3 separate regions of the Homo sapiens genome follow, and all the other regions are linked to region 2. A link is a contact called in ENCODE Hi-C or POLR2A ChIA-PET data. All regions are on one chromosome and are shown on one strand. Each heading gives the region's core, a stretch centred on a gene start or an enhancer-like site at or near the end of the contact. The rest is flanking DNA. Distances are from core to core; before and after follow the strand shown. Region 1 holds the start of LINC00880 (long intergenic non-protein coding RNA 880). Region 2 overlaps KCNAB1 (potassium voltage-gated channel subfamily A regulatory beta subunit 1). Region 3 overlaps TIPARP (TCDD inducible poly(ADP-ribose) polymerase).

Evidence for each region. A loop is a pair of places that touch in the nucleus more often than their neighbours do. ChIA-PET counts read pairs that join two places held with the same protein, here RNA polymerase II (POLR2A). Pooled maps may share reads with other maps.
Region 1: a loop to region 2 is called in a map with no recorded cell type, with 6 times the contacts of the local background. The contact joins the promoter of LINC00880 here to the enhancer-like site in region 2. A Hi-C loop is called at or near these places in 53 of 168 maps with a recorded cell type or tissue (A673, CD14-positive monocyte, CD4-positive, alpha-beta T cell and 34 more), 37 of 37 single-sample maps with no recorded cell type and 46 of 50 pooled maps. POLR2A ChIA-PET finds 5 or more read pairs at or near these places in 2 of 52 experiments (activated naive CD4-positive, alpha-beta T cell and naive thymus-derived CD4-positive, alpha-beta T cell).
Region 3: a loop to region 2 is called in a pooled map, with 2.5 times the contacts of the local background. The contact joins two enhancer-like sites. A Hi-C loop is called at or near these places in 1 of 50 pooled maps. POLR2A ChIA-PET finds 5 or more read pairs at or near these places in 2 of 52 experiments (OCI-LY7 and PC-3).

What each region holds. Positions count from the first base shown.
Region 1 is chr3:157,121,636-157,125,888 of GRCh38, forward strand. It overlaps LINC00880 (long intergenic non-protein coding RNA 880), which reads right to left and starts at 1,367. Exons shown (of 4, transcript NR_034007.1): 1 at 1,241-1,367.
Region 2 is chr3:156,149,194-156,153,630 of GRCh38, forward strand. The region is part of intron 1 of KCNAB1 (potassium voltage-gated channel subfamily A regulatory beta subunit 1); the gene reads left to right. Among named protein-coding and RNA genes, the nearest start is that of KCNAB1, 31 kb to the left of the region's middle. Within about 2 kb of position 1,483, at least 8 of the 41 ENCODE cell types and tissues checked have a DNase peak (open chromatin) inside an H3K27ac peak, as active enhancers do; they include ascending aorta, dorsolateral prefrontal cortex, heart right ventricle and 1 more, where a contact is called at or near this core.
Region 3 is chr3:156,703,073-156,707,524 of GRCh38, forward strand. TIPARP (TCDD inducible poly(ADP-ribose) polymerase) reads left to right here. Exons shown (of 6, transcript NM_015508.5): 5 at 352-630; 6 at 1,612-3,698. The coding sequence ends at 2,059. Among named protein-coding and RNA genes, the nearest start is that of TIPARP-AS1, 30 kb to the left of the region's middle. Within about 2 kb of position 2,864, at least 4 of the 41 ENCODE cell types and tissues checked have a DNase peak (open chromatin) inside an H3K27ac peak, as active enhancers do.

The DNA of each region.
Region 1 (4,253 bases), core at 117-2,616, 970 kb after region 2:
AGCTTTAAATTATCTGTAAAATTGCCATAGATATTCATTATGTTGCTTCACATAAAAAATTCCTTGCAACTAATTTCCACTTGGACTTTAGTACTAGAATGAAGTTTGCCTATGTTTTCTTTTTTCAGTTAATGAAAGCTGTGGAATGCATGGGACTATTCTTTTTGCCTAGGAATCTCAGAACTTAATTTTGAGGATCCTCCTTAGCCTACATTTTCTGACATAGTTCTTACCCTACATCTCCCTTTCCCCCAACCACCATCAGATATTTCTTTCTCTAAGTTATTCATCCCATCTTTGTTTTAAGGTACCTATATATTCTTTTATGATTCCCTTTAAAAAATCGCAGAAGTAGGAAGATATAAAAATTAGTTATTCTAGACTTCCTCAAAATGTTCTTTCAATCTGCTTTTAAATGGCATATACAATCATTCTCGGCTTTGGCATTTGGTTCAGGTGACACCTGCAAGTTACCTTACCAAAGGCCTACCCAGAATTGTGTACAATCCCAGCAAACAAGGCTCTGCCCCTCTCAAGAGTACTCTCAAACAGCAATGCATATCTCATCTAATGCATTACTATTTTGTGAGTCACTAACAAGCTTCAGTACTTTGTTTTATTAGTAACAACTGACTCACAGCACACCTTGTAGCTGTGGAAGCCCCATCTGATACCCAGACCCCTGATGCAATGCAGCTGCTCTGAGATATGCCGGGAAACCACAGCTCAGGAATCAGTTCTTATTTTCCTTCAAGTAGCAGCACAGATTTCCTTACTTTCAACTGTCATGAGCTGAACTCATTTTTCAACGAAGCCTAACATCTGTGCTTCCTTCCATCCAGCAGGAAAACTTTATTTCCCCAGAACTTATTTCTTCAGTCAAAGGTGTCTGCCAGTTCTCAAGAGAGCTGTACTTACAAAGATGCCCAAGAAGCAACTGGGAAAAACTCTTTGGGGTTCTGAGGACCCTTAGAGGAAAAGCTGATGGAAAAGAGGAAGGGAGTGAATGTCTCCTGAACCCCGGCTCTGTGCTAGGCACTCCTTGGCAAATTTCTTTTAGCCTTACCAGCAGGCCTCTGATTTAGACACATTTATATGCATTTTCCCCATGAGAAAACAGGCTCAGAAGGGCTAAAGAGCTTGATCAAATTGCATCACTGTTGTCTTAGTCCATTTTGTCCTGCTATAACTGAATTCCAAAAACTAGGTAATTTATAAACAACAGAAATGTATTTCTCACAGTTCAGAAGGCTGGAAAGTTCAAGGTCATGGTGCTGGTAGGTTTGGTGTCCGGTAAAGGTTGTCTCCATTCATAGATGATGCCCTGGACACTGCATCCTCTGTAGGAGAGAAACACTGTTCTTCACATAGCAGAAGCATGAGGGAAGAGCTCTAATGACATGAACACCTCCCGTTAGGCCCCACCTCCCAACACTGTTGCCTTGGGAATTAAGTTCCAACATGAGTTTTGGAGGGGACAAAAATGTTTAAACCATAGCAACTTATTAAGTGGTGAATCCTGGATAATAGCCCAGTTGGCTGGATGATGGGGCCCATTCAGTGTTCACTATAGAAACTGCCCAGAGAGAGTGAGGCTGTTAATATGCTCCCTCAGACTGGTTACACAGAGTACCCTATAGTTCAGGCCACGTGCAGGGACTCTGAGGCTGCAGGGCCTGGGTTCAAATTCCAGCTCTGTTACTTGTGCATGACCTTGGACAAGTTACTTAATTTCATGGGATGCCTGTTTCATCACCTTTAAGATGGGGATAGTTGTTTGGAGCAAATTATTTAATCCTGGCACAATATAAGTATTCAACAACTGTTAGCTATCGTTATCCATTCATATCCCACTGTTATTTTATTGCAGGGTAAAAAAAATGATGCTTTCTTGCCCAAATGGTGGTGTTTTTATGTTGCCTATCATTTGGAAATCATTCACTTGGAATGGTAGACCTGGTAGTGGGGTCATCTTTGGAATCACCTAGACAGTTTTTTAAAATACTGATGCTTGTGTCCTACTCCTAGAGATTCTGATTCAGTTGGTCTCCTAGGCATGTAGGAGAAGGAAATTTTTAAATGCTATGAAATGCTCTTAGTGGTTCCCAAAGTCTATCCCTGGACCAGCAGGCTTAGTATCACCTAGGAGCTTGTTTGCTGGAAACACAAATTCCCAGGCCCCACCCCAGACCTAGTGAATCAGTTACTTTGGGAATACAGCCCAACAAAATAAGCCCTCTGCATCATTTGATGTCCATGAAAGTCTGAAAACCATTGCTCTAAGGGAAGGCAGTGCCCTGCAAGACTGCTTCATCCTAAACACAAGGCCCAAAGACTGATGCCAACCTACAGGGCTTATCTGTTCATTTACATGAGGCAATGTAGCTCTAGTATACTAGTCTCCCCTAGGGCCATAATATGCTGTGACTTTATCAGTGCATCCTCTCCTAGGCCCAAGGAAAGCCGGGTCCTCATCAGAAGTTTCTTTATTAAATGTTAAAAGATATCAGCTGTCCTTTGCCTTGGTTATGCTCCTTTTTCTCTGTTCCCACTATTCTGCCTATTTTCCCATAATCAACATAATCTTTCTCTGGTATTAATATACTTAAGGAGGTTTTAATTGATTTTTCCAGGCTATAGAGACACTCTGCACCTTCTAGGTGACTTTGTGTAACTCTGTTCTGATCCCTAATGTGAGGCTGTGGCACTCTCAGAGGGAGGGGTATTTCTTTTCCCCTCTTTCTTATAGAGGAACTCTCCATAGTGTCACATGCTTCAGCACCTGAGTCTTGCTCCTTGCTTCTGCTTCCTTATCCATCATTATTTTCTTTTGAAAATAAAGAAATTTTGCATTAAACATTTGCCTTCCATGTTTATCCAAATTATGTGGAACTTTTGATCAGAAGATGCTTCCCTAAGCTTACACAATCTATCTTTCATCTGATTAAAGAGAAACACTATTGTAGCTCCTAGTGGAACAAATGCCATCTCTATGTCTATGCATTTTAACTTCTCACAGAAAAAACACTGATGTTTTCCTCATTGGGTTGCATGTAACTACCCTCTAGGAAATCTAAACTAAAATTTTACAAATTCTTTTTATAATGTACTTATAAATAACTCCGCATCAGCTTTCAGCACTGAACAAGCAACAGAATCATCAAAACAAGGGCAAAAGAACAACAGCAGAGCATGAATGTGGGAGATGAAGCAGAAGAGAGATGATGTAAGTGAGTTAGCAAGGAGGGAAGGTAGGTTCTGAAATCTAGGCTAAGGAGAAGCTATGCAGGCAAGTGTTACACTCAGTCTTGGTGATCAAGGCAAAAAGGGAAACACAACAAATTCCACTGCCCTATAGCAGGCTGTTAAGGGGGGCTTTTCCTATTGCTGCAGAGTTTCAGTTGATTCCTCAAAACCAAAAACAAGGGGTGTTATGTGCCCACTACACATTTTATGCAGGGTTGCTAGATCATCAACACTGACCTTGCTAAGCAGTGACCCTGAGCCCATCACCTACCTCAGGGGTGTGCAGCAGAGGGGAGGAGGTGAATGAGGAGGACTAGAGAGGGGGAATTTATTTCAAGAGAGTTGTCAGTATGCTGAGAACATGAATCATCCACTTCAAGTGAAGAGAGCCACTCAGAGAAGGTAGGATGTCTCCCAGGAGGAGAGACTGACAGCTTGCTTCCTGGCTGGATTTTTCAGAGCCCTAGAAATGGTTCAGCCTTAAGCCATCACAGGACTGAGACAGAATGTGAGGAGAGCAAGGGCTGAAAAACAACCTATTGTGTACTATGTTCATTGCCTGGGTGACAGATTCATTCCTACTTCAAACCTCAGGAGTGTATCATACAATATACCTTTGTAACAAGGCCGGGCGCGGTGCAATCCCAGCACTTTGGGAGGCTGAGGCAGGGGGATCATGAGCTCAGGAATTAGAGACCAGCCTGACCAACATGGTGAAACCCCGTCTCTACTAAAAATACAAAAATTAGCCGGGCGTGGTGGCACGTGACTATAATCCCAGCTACTCAGGAGGCTGAGGCAGGAGTAATCACTTGAACCCGGGAGGCGGAGGTTGCAGTGAGCGGAGATTGCGCCACTGTACTCCAGTCTGGGTGACAGAGTGAGACTCTGTCTCAAAAAAAGAAAAAAAAATCTGCACATGCACCCCTGATTCTAAAATAAAAGTTGGAAAAAAAAAAGAATGTGGGCAGAAGGTTTTTAGGAGGACTAAGAACTCTCTGTCTTAA
Region 2 (4,437 bases), core at 233-2,732:
TGTGCTTGCTGAGTGGTGGCCACGCTAATCTAAGCTACTAGATGGTAGACCAAGAAGGAAACCGGACATAGTCCAAGCCTGACCTAAAATAAGAGAAAACAGGAAGGAAGCTTCCAGGCTAGATCAACAGAAAAGCTCGAGTATCCGAGCATGGTACATTACTACGGACTATCATAGAAGCAGGAGGGATGGAATTGAAAAAAAGGGGAAGGAAAACTAGAGAGAAACCTCACTTAGCTACCAGCTTTTCTCAGAGATGTCAGGGCAGAGAATTTGAAGGCATAAATGAGAGTTTTCATTGATCATTAAACAAAGACTCCAGAGATAAGTAGGAACAATTTTTCACCTGAACCCCTCTCTGTGGGTTCTGTCACAGTGCAAACATGATGTTCTAGCAGAAGGATTTAAAGACAAGCTCTTCCCTCCCTCCTCTCATCCCCTGCTTCCTTATCTACAAAATGAAGCTGAAAAACCCTACTTCAAAGGGTAACGCCATCCTCTCAAAGAGGCATATAGTGGATACCCAGGAAAGACTATCCCTCTTGCCCTTTCTCCTTTTCATAGTATTACAGGGTTGACATATGTGGAAGTTGAAAATTACATTTGTTCCTAAATTGCACTTACTTTCATCCTCCCAGGACCCTCCAAACCCCACCAAAAACACCCTTTCATCATGTGTTCTTGTGACCTGCCCTTTTCATGAGACACTTGGCACACTCAGACCTGCTTGAAAAGTATTAATAGCTAGAGCTGTGACTGTGAAAATCAATAGCCTAGAAAAATGCTACTCATGCAGGGGGTTGTATTAAAAAATGTCCACATGATTTATTTTAGATGACCTAATTTGGTAAGTCTCTGGGCCTGTGCTTATTTGCTGTGAGCTCTCTAGCTGTTTTTCTCCTTGCATCAATATTTCTGGAGGAAAGTAGATGACACCAAGATGGCTCAGGCTCAGGACGTATGTGATTACTTGAAACCTGAATAGGCTGCTGGTGAAGGGCTGTGGAGGCGTAGTGAAAGGGGCTTATTCAAAACAAACAGAACGTGTTATTTCCTATTGAATGGAATAGAAATTCTAAAATAAGTATGTTTTCAAAGTGTCAGTTTAGATAGAAAATGCTTAGAATTTAAGCAAGAGTGAGAGACGAGTGCTGCTTGGGTTTGAAATATTGTTGAGAGGGGCAGATATTCAATCTGTTTTGAAATTTCCACTTGGGGTTTTCCAGGATAAAAGTTGCTTTGTTTATGCAGCATGACGAAAATACTGGAAATTCAGGGCTTGAGAACAATACTGGGTTACAGGGATCCGTGCTTTCTTATATACAAGTTGTTGACAGCGGTTTCGTCTGAAAAAAAGTGAGCATTTTGAAATCTGATTTTCATGACCGAGGAGTAACTGTAGGCCAAAGATGTTTTCACCCAAGAGAAAAACAATTCCTGAATTTCCCTGCAGTGCCTTTGAGTGCCACTGGGATGTGCTATTTCATAAAGAAAAGGAAGCTCTTCTGTTGCCTGAAACGCTGCTAGCAGAAAACTTTATTCAGACAGTCCTAGACTCGAACTTAAATTTGAATCTATGTATTTACCTTGATTATGACAATGGGAAATTTTATATAGTGAGAAAAAAATTAAAAAGGTAAGACCAGCATATTCCTAAGGTTCTGAGAAGCCTAGATTCCATGGCAAGCCTATGTTATTATAACCTAACCCAGTTAGATATTTTATAGAGCAAATTTTCTATGTCTGGGAGTTTTCTAGCGTAGGGGGTTCTGAGCTACACCACAGACCTCTGGGCATGGCTGGTGAAGAAAGGAAAAGTAGACATCTCATCCCCTACCATCTTTCAGAGAATATTCTGTTGGTGTCAGCCCCACCTCAGGTGCAGGCACCTTGTTACACAGTTAAGATGGAGCAGACTGGAACGTGTGTGCTATCTGGACTGCACGGGAGAAGGCCATATCAAAGCCTGTCAATGCTCTCAGAACCATGGTCTTGTGGGCCTGGCTCATCACCAAGTTAGGAGATGGCCCTCCTCTGTACCCACTGTTTGTTTTCACATATCACGTGTCACCTCTCCACACTTAGAGCGAGTGCCTCCCATCCAGTGATTCCTCTTCCTCTCCTTATCTAGTTACCAACTAATTCTCCCTAAGTTTTAAAATATAGATGCTTTTTAATAGAGTGTCTGCAAAATATATCATCCAAAGAAATGAATCCCTAATGATGGGAGTACAGGTTATTTTTAGACAAACTGTCTAGTACTTAAGGCCAGAACTATTTTAAAATTTTTATCTGAAAATAATTTCAAACATAAGGAAAAGTTGCTAAAATAATATAAAGAACACATCTGGGCTATTTATTCCTTAACATATTGTTAACATTTTGCCCCATTTGCTTTAACTTTTGTTCATGCTCTCACATGCTCACTCCTTACAACCCACCTCTCCATTTATTTTTCCAAGCTTTTTAAAACTAAGTTGCACACATCATGGCTTTTTAGTCCTCAGTATCTCTTAATAGTTATGATATTTTCTTATCCCCAATACAATTAACAACTTTGGTAAAATTTACATAAATATGATATTTTAATCTACCATTGTATTCTAATTTTGTCAGCTGACACAATAATGCTCTTTGTGGCATTTTTTTACTCCAGTTGTACAGGATCAGTATTGGATGGCAATATTTTGTTGTCATATCTTTTAGGTCTCCTTCAATCTGGAACAGTTCAGGAGAAATTAATTTTAGTATAGGAAGGAGGTCAAAGGAAAGACTATGACTAATTGCAAGTCCGCCTTGGGTTGGGAGGTGGCGCTGTGGTGCCACACAATTGTTATGCCTGCAGGAAGGTCTCCTGGATATTGTTACCGTGTCCCTGACAACGACTGTGTCTCCCACAGCTACCCAGCGAGGGTTACCACGTTTTCTTCTGGAACTTTAGGCCCAAAGCTGAGGGATCTCATAGGCCTGCTGACCTTATTAGCCTACATAAATCCGGTCCCCTGTGTCCCTGTGCTCAGCACATCCCCTGAGGGTGGGTGTTAGTGGTAGGTGTGTTAAAAGGGAGTCACCAGGCGTTAAGAGGGGTAAGGCCCTCTGAGCACTGATGGACCACAGACACGGTTACCTCAGGATTGTCTAGCCCCTAAGTCAGGTGCCCATAAATGAGCTGGGTTAGGAAACCATCCCAAGAGGCTGAAGTGGCAGCCGAAGGAGAGGCCTGATACCAGCTGGATTCAGAGTGACGGGAGTATGGATTCTGGCCTTAGCTTCTGGTGAACCCACTGTGGGAGGGGTGGGAGCTTTCAGAAAGATGCAGGTTCTCAATGGGCTAGATGGAACATTTTTAGACAATGGATTTTGACCCAATTGTCTTCTGTCATTTTCTCCTTCATGATATTCCTCTTAATTTGCTAAGGCAGATGAGATAGAAGCTCTGACAATTGTAGAGTGTGGGTGTAAAATGTGCAGCTCATTAAGTATCCAAGCTCTCCGTTTAGCATTTGAAGGGTTTGTAACAGGTCAGTGATTCACCCTGCTTTTGGAATTTTACGGCACTCTATAACTCAGTGCATAGTGACAATACATGCCTCTAGAAGCTAGTTACGGTTTCAAAACAGAGCTATGATTACTTCCAGAGATGACCATTGTATAAGATGGGCACCTTTATACGTAACTTCCCAAAAGGTTAACTCTCGTTGTAACTTCTTTGTAACATTCCATGCTAGCACTTTCTTCCTCTACCTCTATTTTTCCTTTTGGCGCACTTATTTGTTTATTTCTGTATTGTCTGTCTCTCTCACTGGAATGTGAATTCCAAAAGGGCAGGGATTTTATCTGTATAGTTAATTACTGCATTCCCAGAATCTGACATCTAGTGTAGAGCTCAATAAATATTTGCTGAATAAATAAATTATTAAGCAGGAGTCTAACAAATAAACCTTCAATGTTCACTGGAGGACAAGCCGCTGGATATCAGTCACAGGGCACCACTTCACCAGGATCCATAGTCTCCCCAGCGCTCACTTCCTAACTTTCTCTCTTTACCAAAAATCCAAGTATCCTTATTTGAGATAGTGATACTTGAGGATGACATTGTTCTCGTAGGAAATAGGTCCTTAAATCTTGGATTTTAAGATGCTTTGAGGTGACCATATCATGCTCATCATGGCATAGCCCACTGTATGTTTGTTTCTTCTGAGATATCCATTTTGTTTAACCTTAATTTGCTCATTTACTTCAATCATTCATTAAGTTTGTGATGATTAATTTTGTGTCAGTTTGACTGGGCCACAGGGTGCCCAGACATTTGGTCAAACACTATTCTGTGTGTGTCTGTGAAGGTGTTTTTGCATGAAATTAACATTGGAATTGGTGGACTGAGTAAAGCAGACTGCCCTCCCCACTGTGGTTGGGCGTCATCCAGTCATTTGAAGT
Region 3 (4,452 bases), core at 1,614-4,113, 560 kb after region 2:
GAAAACATATAACAAAGTTTCTTTAGCTATAGGTAATAAAGAGGAGTCTAGGATTCAAACGTAAAGGTATTTGTGAATTGGCTCTTGCTTGTTTGCCTTGTAGCTATACATTCCAGAGTTTTCTTCACAGGAAGGAGGCCCACAGAAGGCTAATAATAGGTTATTCATGTACAGGCGATGTTTGCTCCAAGCCTTTTTTTTTAATTAAATAGATAGCATTTTTTACTTTTAAAATAAGCACTTAAGCTATACAGATTATAATATTAAGTAGACACTGATATAGATCACTATAATGTGAGGTGTACTTATTTCTTAATGTTTTACATTGATGTTTCTTCCTCTCCATTTTAGGACACTTGGTGGGGTTCCCACACAAGCTCCTCCACCTCTTGAAGCAACTTCATCATCACAAATTATCTGCCCAGATGGGGTCACTTCAGCAAACTTTTACCCTGAAACTTGGGTTTATATGCATCCATCTCAGGACTTCATCCAAGTCCCTGTTTCTGCAGAGGATAAAAGTTATCGGATCATTTACAATCTTTTTCATAAGACTGTGCCTGAGTTTAAATACAGAATTTTGCAGATATTGAGAGTCCAAAACCAGTTTCTTTGGGAGAAATATAAAAGGTGAGTCAGATGTATGAAAAGTTCAAGACGGCCGGGCGCAGTGGCTCAAGCCTGTAATCCCAGCACTTTGGGAGGCCGAGGCGGGCAGATTACGAGGTCAGGAGATCGAGACCATCCTAGCTAACACGGTGAAACCCCGTCTCTACTAAAAATAGAAAAAATTAGCTGGGCGTGGTGGCGGGCACCTGTAGTCCCAGCTACTCGGGAGGCTGAGGCAGGAGAATGGTGTGAACCTGGGAGGCGGAGCTTGCAGTGAGCCGAGATTGCGCCACTGCACTCCAGCCTGGGCGACAGAGCCAGACTCCGTCTCAAAAAAAAAAAAAAAAAAGTTCAAGAATCAAGAGAGCTTTATTGTAGCCAGTGTCAAATGAGGAACATAATAGTAAACATTTGCACAGAATTTATGTTCATATTTTCTGTGTATTGACTGACATATAATCCTCATAACAGACATAAGTAGGATTATTACAATTTATATCCTACAGAGAAGAAGAAACTGAGTCACAGAAAGCTTACTTTGCTGCAGGTCATGCGGCTATTATGATATGGTGCTGGAATTTGAACCCAGGCCGTCTGGCACCAGAGGCCTTGCTCTTAATCCCTTTACTGTGGTGCCTCTCAAGTCAACAAACTAATGAAGGACAAATGGAGGGAATACATTTAGATTTCAGGAATCTCAGAATCTAAGAGACCCTCAGATTGGAGGAATTAGGCAAGGAGGGCATCCTGAGGAAAAACATAGGAGAACTCTTAATAGATTTAAGATGAAAGAGAAAGCAAGTGAATGATTGGTGGAGAAAGAAGGAAAAGGCCTTTTCTACAGTGGAAAGATAAGTTTCAACTTTTAATAGGATCTTTGATGGCATTTTGCCCTTGATAACTCCTCATTAAAACCATAAAGAGAAGTTTATGACTACATCATGCCTGTTAAATTGACCTGTATTTCATCCTTCTGAATTCTCTGTCTGTTCTTTCCATTAGGAAAAAGGAATATATGAACAGGAAAATGTTTGGCCGTGACAGGATAATAAATGAGAGACATTTATTTCATGGAACATCCCAGGATGTGGTAGATGGAATCTGCAAACACAACTTTGACCCTCGAGTCTGTGGAAAGCATGCTACAATGTTTGGACAAGGCAGTTATTTTGCAAAGAAGGCAAGCTACTCTCATAACTTTTCTAAGAAGTCCTCCAAAGGAGTCCACTTCATGTTTCTGGCCAAAGTGCTGACGGGCAGATACACAATGGGCAGTCATGGCATGAGAAGGCCCCCGCCAGTCAATCCTGGCAGTGTCACCAGTGACCTTTATGACTCTTGTGTGGATAATTTCTTTGAGCCTCAGATTTTTGTCATTTTTAATGATGACCAGAGTTACCCTTATTTTGTTATCCAATATGAAGAAGTCAGTAACACTGTTTCCATTTGAAAAATCTTGGTACTGCTAAATTATTTGATATGAACTCAATCCAGCATTTGTAGCAGGTTTTGAATGGGTGGGACTGGGTGGGGAACAGCATTGGACATTAATAGGGCACTTTTCAGACCCATTTTTTAAAGTGCTAGAAAATGCTTTTTTTAAAAAAAAAATACAAGTTTTAAAATGACCACTTACTCTTTAATTATTTACTAATTGCTAGTGTACTCAGTGTGGAAAAGACTACAGATTACACACTCTTTTCATTCACACTTGTACATATAGACAGCAATGTTATTAGGAGCATTAAATTAAAAAACTGAACAGCCTAATTTAAATGTGGCTTGGGCCTGGTAGAAGTTTGACCAAATGGAATGGAGGCTGTGAGCAATGTGAGGATTCTATTTATTTATTTACGTTTGATAAAACTTACTGGAACTAGTACTACCATGCGTATTCCCTGTCCAAAGCATCACTGCTTTGGTATAGTATAAGTTCATGAAATTCTGGTGGGTAGAAAGAAATTTTTATTTCTATCAGCAGTACTAAAATGTATCAGCCAACCAGAGAACATCAGTGACTTTAACTTCTGCAGAGTTTGCCCCAGAATTCAGAGTTCTATTTAGAGGAAGTTAAAACAACAACAAAAAACAACCATTTGAAAAATTTTTGTCACCAGCAAAACTTTTCACTAATTAGTGATATGAAATGTGATTTTTGTGTTGTTAAACTTCAGCTTTGGAAAACTCAGTCTCTTTCATTATCATCCATTCCAATTTGAAGGAGTTGGGCAGCTAATTTGGTTAAAGGCAGTCTTGAGGGTTAGAAGTATTACTTCCTTTTCGGGTTCCAGACCTAGCTTGTGACTGAAAGTTTTAGAAAAAGGAAGTACATCTATAGCCAAATTGATAAGGTTATTACTGTGTTTTGCACAAAGTATATTAGCAAAAGTATTTGCTGGAATTATTGGTAGATGGCAGTCCCACTCCTACACCTGCTTTGTCAGATACAGCTGGGTTCCCTGGCTGACTCTGTACCTTACTTACACTACTTACTTAATAGAAACACAAACTTGGAAATTGTGCCAGTGGTCCAGCTGGAGCACAACGTTTGGTGAATATGCTGTTTCCTCAGTTCAGAGAGGTAGCAACTAGGTAAACTCCTTATAAAAAGCAAATACCTGGATTTACAAAAGTGAAAGTAGTTGTTCACAAAAGAATTCGCCATGGAATTCTTTCAGTTACCAAGCTCTCCTGGTAATGTTTGTGGTTATATCATTTACACAAAACTTTTCAGGAACTTCTGTGTTGTTTAAGCAAGATGTATCTGTACTGATGTCTCAGTGAATCAGTCTGTTTATTAAGCACTTATCAGGGCTTCCACACACTTATTTATTTTGCCCTAGTTAATCCTGTTGTTTGCTGCCATTGGCATGAAATGGCCAACTGTGGCTGTTACAGTTCTTTCATTCAATTATAACTTGTAAACCAGTGACTCCTAATCTTTTTCAAGTTAAGACACCTTACCATTGCTTATTTGGTTTTATGAGACTTGTTCCTTTTTTTCTCCCTAAGGAAAAAGAAAGCTTTATGACATATTTATTTTTTTAATAAAACTAAGCAAAAATAAAACTTATGGTAATTCTTTAAAATTTGTTGTTGTTTTGGTTCCATTTAAGATCACTGGATTAATACATAGTTGGTGATCTGTAAATGTTGATTGGTTGGTTAAATGTATGATTGAGTGACTGAATGAACAGACCTAACCAGAACTTGCTGCTTAAACTTTTCTGCAGTGTGAATCTACAGAAAGTACATTATCTAGCAGCCCATTATCATTTACAAGAGAAGAATCAATATTTTATTTTGCAGGTAATACTTGGAGGAAATGGAAAAGTTTTTTTTTTTTTTTTTTTTGAGGCGGAGTCTTGCTTTGTCGCCAGGCTGGAGTGCAGTGGTGCGATCTTGGCTCACTGCAACCTCCACCTCCCAGGTTCAGGCGATTCTCCTGCCTCAGCCTCCTGAGTAGCTGGGATTAAGGCAACCGCCTCTATGCCCGGCTGATTTTTTTTTAATTATTACTTTTAATACAGACAGGGTTTCATCGTGTTGGCCAGGCTGGTCTCAAACTCCTGACCTCAGGTGATCTTCCCACCTTGGCCTCCCAGAGTGCTGGGATTACAGGTGTGAGCCACTGCACCTGGCCTCCAAAACTTTTTGAGCATCAACATGATACTGAAAGAAAATGCTCATTGGAACATACCAGATTCTGGATTTTCAGATTAGGAATGTTCAACTGGGAAATACACAAATACTTAAAAACCTGAAATCCGAAACACTTCTAGTCCCAGGTGTTTCCCATAAGGGAAACTCAATCTGTATCAGCAGACAGCTGCAGAGAAAAAC